Linked DNA regions of Homo sapiens: region 2 is linked to region 1. A link is a contact called in ENCODE Hi-C or POLR2A ChIA-PET data. All regions are on one chromosome and are shown on one strand. Each heading gives the region's core, a stretch centred on a gene start or an enhancer-like site at or near the end of the contact. The rest is flanking DNA. Distances are from core to core; before and after follow the strand shown. Region 1 holds the start of HEMK2 (HemK methyltransferase 2, ETF1 glutamine and histone H4 lysine). Region 2 has its middle 110 kb from the start of HEMK2.

Region 1 (2,712 bases), core at 169-2,668:
AGTTATGTAAATTTTAAAATACACCGTATGTTGCTTATAAAGATATGAATGTTTATAAACGTATAAATACAAGATCCATGTTTTTACATGGATTAGATGGACATACACTAAATCCATAAGAGCCTTGGAGAGAATGTTACACAATTAAACTGAAGGCAAATAGAGAAAGAACATCCATCTTATTTGTAATATTTTAGTTCTTGTATTTAAAAAATATTTTAAGGAAACATGAGAAAATACTGTCATTTCTGGGTTTAAAACTTGGGGTTTTGAAATTTGTAACCCAGCCGGGTGCGTTAAAGGCTCACACCTGTAATCTCAGCACTTTGAGAGCCCAAGGCGGGTGGATCACCTGAAGTCAGCAGTTTGAGACCAGCCTGGCCAACATGGGGAAAATCCGTCTCTACTAAAAATACAAAAATTAGGCAGCCGTGGCTGCAGGCGCCTGTAATCCCAGCTACTCCGGAGGCTGAGGCAGGAGAACCGCTTGAACCTGGGAGGCAGAGGTTGCAGTGAGCCTAGCTCGCGCCACTGCACTCCAGCCTGGGGGATACAGCGAGACTCTGTCTCCAAAAAAAAAAAATACATAAGTAGAAATAAAATAAAATAAAATTTGTACCTCAAATACTTTTCTGTATTTTTATTTCTCAAATTTAAAAAACGAGCTGTAAAAATGTTTCATTGCGAAACAAATTTCAGAAATTGACTCAAAAAGAATGCAAATACTTGAATAGTCTAATAACTTACAGATGTTCCAAAACATCAAAGATCCATTCACTCAAAAAGGCACCAAGCCCAGCCAGTTTTAAGGCTTTCTACCTAATGTTCCAGAAACAGTGTCCTAACTCACATAACGAGGGTAGCGTAATCTTGGTAAAAAAAAACGGAGCCAGATTATTAGCCTCCCCAATTCAGCAGTGTATTAAACCGCATCATCTTGCTTAAGGTTTATAAAAAGAGTGCATTCATGATTCATCAGGAAGGCAATTTATAAAGTACAGTAAAAAAACGAGGAAAGTCTTCATCTTTATAGCGTAAAGCTTAAAGTTCAGCTGACAAAAAAACAGTAAAATTTATTATGTATTTTTTCAAATCCTTGCAAACTAGGAATAAAACAGAATTTCCAAATATCATTAGAATGAAGAAAGAACATTCACCTTAGTCAAAAACAACTCAGAATGCCCACTATCAGGTTCTAGTTCACAGAATAAAATTTAAATGTTCCAAAGAAGAAAGCAAATGTCAATAGTCACGGATTATACAACTGTCTACTTAGCAATTTCAAGGAGAGCCACTGACAAATTTAGAATTAAGACCCAACAACAACACACTGGTCGCCCGGGACGCCAGCCCCACTCCTAGGCCTGCGCATGAGGGTGAGGGCATGCGCATGCGCATGCGCACGCCCTGCGCACGCGCATGGAACGCAGCGAAGGACTATGGCAGGGGAGAACTTCGCTACGCCGTTCCACGGGCACGTGGGCCGCGGCGCCTTCAGCGACGTGTACGAGCCCGCGGAGGACACGTTTCTGCTTTTGGACGCGCTGGAGGCAGCGGCTGCCGAACTGGCAGGGTGCGAGGAGGGGAGGGGCTCTGACGGGAAAGGGTTGCGGCTTTCTGAAGAAGTGCGGTGGAGGAGGGCCGGAACGGTGACTATCACCGCCCTGAGCCGGAGCAGGCGGGGTCCACTTGCAGATGATTGACAGCCAGGACGCCGTAATTGAGAATTTTCCTGTAGCTACAAGTAATGAGTGTGCCGGGGACGCATCTCCTTTGCCAGGGGGCTGCTCTGTCTCATGAGCTCCCTGACTGCTTACCATGCAAAGGCGTATCTTTTCCTGTCGCCTGTTAATCTGAAGAACACATGTCCCTGAGAGAAGCGATAGTATAACACGTTTGGAAACAAAATATTCCGGAAACATTGCTTATTAATATTTTTAAAGTATTACATATTAAAATTGCATGGTATTATTTGATTTACTCAGCACATAGAAAGCACCCTTAACAAACATGAAAGAAAGTTGTGTTACTGGAGTGGGGAAATATTTTTAAACCCACTGAATAGCATACTCTAGCACCAGCCAGTCCTCACATGTGGCTACAGAGCGCTTGAAATGTGGCTAGTGCTATTGAGGAACTGAATTTTTCATTTAATTGTTACCAAAAAAAAGTTACATGCAGCTAGCAGACAATAGTCTACCCTAGCACTTTATTTAAATGGATTTATTGAAGTGATCGCCATCAATTTTAAATTAATAGCAGAAGGAATGAATACTGACATTGTGATTTTTAAATGTAAGGAATTTGGGTTGTTAGATTTGTTTGAAGATAAGATGAACTGGGTTTTCTCAGGATGGAACAAACAGCTTTCAGGTTTCAAAGATCTATATTGTATTTATTTATCCCTCTTAAACTTGGTCATATTTCTCCAGTATAAAATGTCCCAGCTCTTATTAAACTAGTCTTTCATTGTAGATGATGGAACTTTTGGATCTACTGGAATATACAGTGGAACAGTACTGTTTTATAACTTGTCTTTTCTTCTCAAGATAGCCCAGAAAGATTTACAAGCACAAATTGCACTGCAAAGTATGCTGTAAAAGGAGCTGATTTTGTTATAAAGTCTTGGGTTATTTCTAGTTTGGAATTCTAATTATTTATGAGACCATGATAGTTATTTTCAAAGAGAAGCCACCTGGTGAGATTCTCAGA
Region 2 (2,936 bases), core at 87-2,586, 110 kb after region 1:
ATTATTCACCTACTTGGACTGTGGTATTTGGTGTGGTCCCAATCTGAGACTATATTTGCATCAGAAAATGTTTTGTTCATATCCTGGCACCAATGGAAACAAAATTAAGTCTAGAGCAGGAGAGGCACTAGAGCTACCTGTTCTAAGAGATTGAGGCTTGGGTCTCATGTAATTATTAAAATGAGCAAACCGCTTCAAACAAACCAAAAGAACAAACTTGAAGCAATTTTTATTTGATAAAACTCATATGATTACATGTAATTTAATCAATCGTTATTGGATGCTAATTCCAGACACCCTATCAGTTTCCTCAGATGCAAAATGAATAACATGCTGTCTTTCCCACTGAAGGTACTTTAATTACTTTAATTAAAGAAGAAAGACAGAGACAAATATAATGTAGAGCAAAATGATTGTTACATATGCCTAGTGAATACAGAAGCAATATGGTTGGGAGCAGAGAAGCACATTTGGTTAATGCTGATGTGGGAGTCAGGAACAGATTAATGGAGGAATTGGTATCTGAATTAGCTTTTGAGTGATAAGGAAAATTTTGAGAGAATGTAAAAGGGATAAAAGATATCCCAAGCTTAAAGAAGTCAATGAGCAAAACTTGCCAAAACGCTATAATTTGAAAATACATTAAATGAGGCAATACTTATAACTTATTCCATATTTTTCTTTAATGTGAAGCAATTAAGAGCATTCTAAGGTATAAATAACCTTTACCCAGAATTGGATAAAATGTGGAATGCTTTTCAGAGAAATGCATGTGACCATTAATAAATCTTACGGCATTAAGACAGTATAATGAGCTGCCAAAACCAGAGACCAGCCAGGCAATACTTTAAACAAGTTGGTCTTGCTCTTATAATAATATTTTAAAGGCCAATTAAAATATTTTGTTCACTTGATTGCATGCTTTCAAAGTTTACATGTGAGTCCTGTAATGTAAACAAAGATGTTCTCCACTAAAGTTGCCTTATCATTCTTTGACTTTTAGGACTTTCCCAACATAGGCATGGTTGAAACATAGGTTTTAGTACTGAAGCCCATGGGATTTGTCTTCTGACTAATTAGGCTTTGATTTCAGAACCACAGACGATGCATTTTCTCCACATTGTCTCTTCTGTTCCTGCAAACCCCAGAGAACATGCTGTATGAGTGTGATGGAAATAATTTCACTTTCTCTGACTTATGATTAGTGAAGAGGATTTCAGGCTGGCATCAAGTTACAGGTTTGTTGTCTTCATTTTTTTTTTTCTTTTAAGATTTCTCATAGAAATGGTATGTTCCAGGGTAACCACTCTCCTCACCCCTAGCCCCTTTCTTGGGACAGGATTCCAGGAAGCAGTGGTAGTAAGCAGGATTGGATGTGTAAGTGGCAGACGACTGGCTTGTTTGGTCACTGTTCCCAAAATAGTGTTCACAGAGGATTTTGTTCCAAGCAGGGTGCTATTTCTCAGGAGATTTTTTGAATGTCAGTTTTTCCTTCAGTCACACTCCCCTTGCTTCCTAAAAGGACCTTGGAAAGTCATAGTAAAAGATTAACCTAAAACAAGACTGTTAAAATGGACACAGAGAATTAAAATCCAAAGAGAAGAATGGGTAGGGGAGAGGAAAATATGGCAACTAAACCAAACCCCTAGAGGTGGTGTTTGGATCACAGCACTGTGGACATTTTGGAGTAGGCAATTCTTTGGCGGGGGGGGGTGGTGCATCTTGTGCATTATGGAATTTTTCACGGCACCCCTAGCCTGTACCCACTAGGTGCCAGTAGCAGTCCCCAGTTGTGACAACCAAACATGTCTCTGGGCATTACCAAATGTCTCCTGGTCAGGGTGGTGGGAGAGTGATGCAAATAACCTCTGGTTGAGAACATTTGACCTAGATTTAATATGAAAATATCTGACTTTATACTTCCAAATCATCTCTCCCTGAATCGTAACTCCAGAGAGTATAAATTCCAATATTGTAATATTAGTACTTGGCCATCATAAGTCCTGTTCACAGAGCACAGTGGTGACCTCAAACTGGGATTCAAACCTTGGCTTGCCACTTGCTATTTGTGTGGTCACTGTGTCTCAATATCCTTGCCTATAAAATGGGAGTAACAGTTGTTTGTGAGGATTAATTGATGTAATGTTTCTGAAGTACTTATCACAGTGTCTGGCATGAAGTAACTGCTCTATAAATTCCAGTAAGTTGCGCGTGTGTGTGTGTGTTTTAATCTTATTTCTCCATCCAGAGTCATGGCTAGAATAAGGAAGAGAGACAGCATTTGGTACTGACTCACAGTGGAGAAAGAGGTAGAGAATTGTAGCATGATGCTACTCAGGAGATATTCTAAGAGGAGTCTGATCTAGGTGCTCAGTGTGTAGGTCAGTTTGATGCTGCTATGAGAGAATACCACAGACCAAGCAATTTATAACAAAGATAAATGTGTTTGGCTCATGGTTCTGGAGGCTAGAAAGTCAAGGTGTCAGCATCTGGCAAGAGCCTTCTTGCTGTGTGATCTCATGGTGGAAGGTGAGAGCGAGTGAGAGAGAGAGAGAGAGAGCTGAACTTGCTTTTATAACAAGCCCACTCTTGAGATAATTAATTCACTCCCACAATAATGACATTAATCCATACATGATGACAGAGCCCTCGTGACTTAATCACCTCTCATTAGGCCCCACCTCCCAACACTGTTGCATTGGAGATTAAGTTTCTAACACACAAACTTTGGGGGACACATTCAAATGACAGCACTTGGAAAGGTCTCAGTATCATAAAGATACTGGACATATCCTTGGGAAGCCTCATTCCCCATCCTCTTCCCTTCACTTGGAAACAAGTTGAATTGAATGGTAAGGAAAACCTAAGAAGAGCCCAGAGGGAAGAAAGTAAAGGGGCTTGATTACACTAGGTGGCCATGGGGTATAGAGAAGAGG

What was found. Hi-C counts contacts between places; a loop is a spot of excess contacts on that map. ChIA-PET counts read pairs that join two places held with the same protein, here RNA polymerase II (POLR2A). Pooled maps may share reads with other maps.
Region 2: a loop to region 1 is called in a map of prostate gland, with 3 times the contacts of the local background. The contact joins the enhancer-like site here to the promoter of HEMK2 in region 1. A Hi-C loop is called at or near these places in 3 of 168 maps with a recorded cell type or tissue (aorta and prostate gland) and 14 of 50 pooled maps. POLR2A ChIA-PET finds 5 or more read pairs at or near these places in 3 of 52 experiments (BJ, activated T-cell and activated naive CD4-positive, alpha-beta T cell).

The regions. Positions count from the first base shown.
Region 1 is chr21:28,884,073-28,886,784 of GRCh38, reverse strand. It overlaps HEMK2 (HemK methyltransferase 2, ETF1 glutamine and histone H4 lysine), which reads left to right and starts at 1,418. Exons shown (of 6, transcript NM_013240.6): 1 at 1,418-1,573. The coding sequence starts at 1,440. RefSeq lists enhancers at 1,001-1,559, 1,505-1,564, 1,560-2,119.
Region 2 is chr21:28,770,296-28,773,231 of GRCh38, reverse strand. It overlaps a transcript of HEMK2 not described here. Among named protein-coding and RNA genes, the nearest start is that of HEMK2, 110 kb to the left of the region's middle. Within about 2 kb of position 1,336, at least 3 of the 41 ENCODE cell types and tissues checked have a DNase peak (open chromatin) inside an H3K27ac peak, as active enhancers do.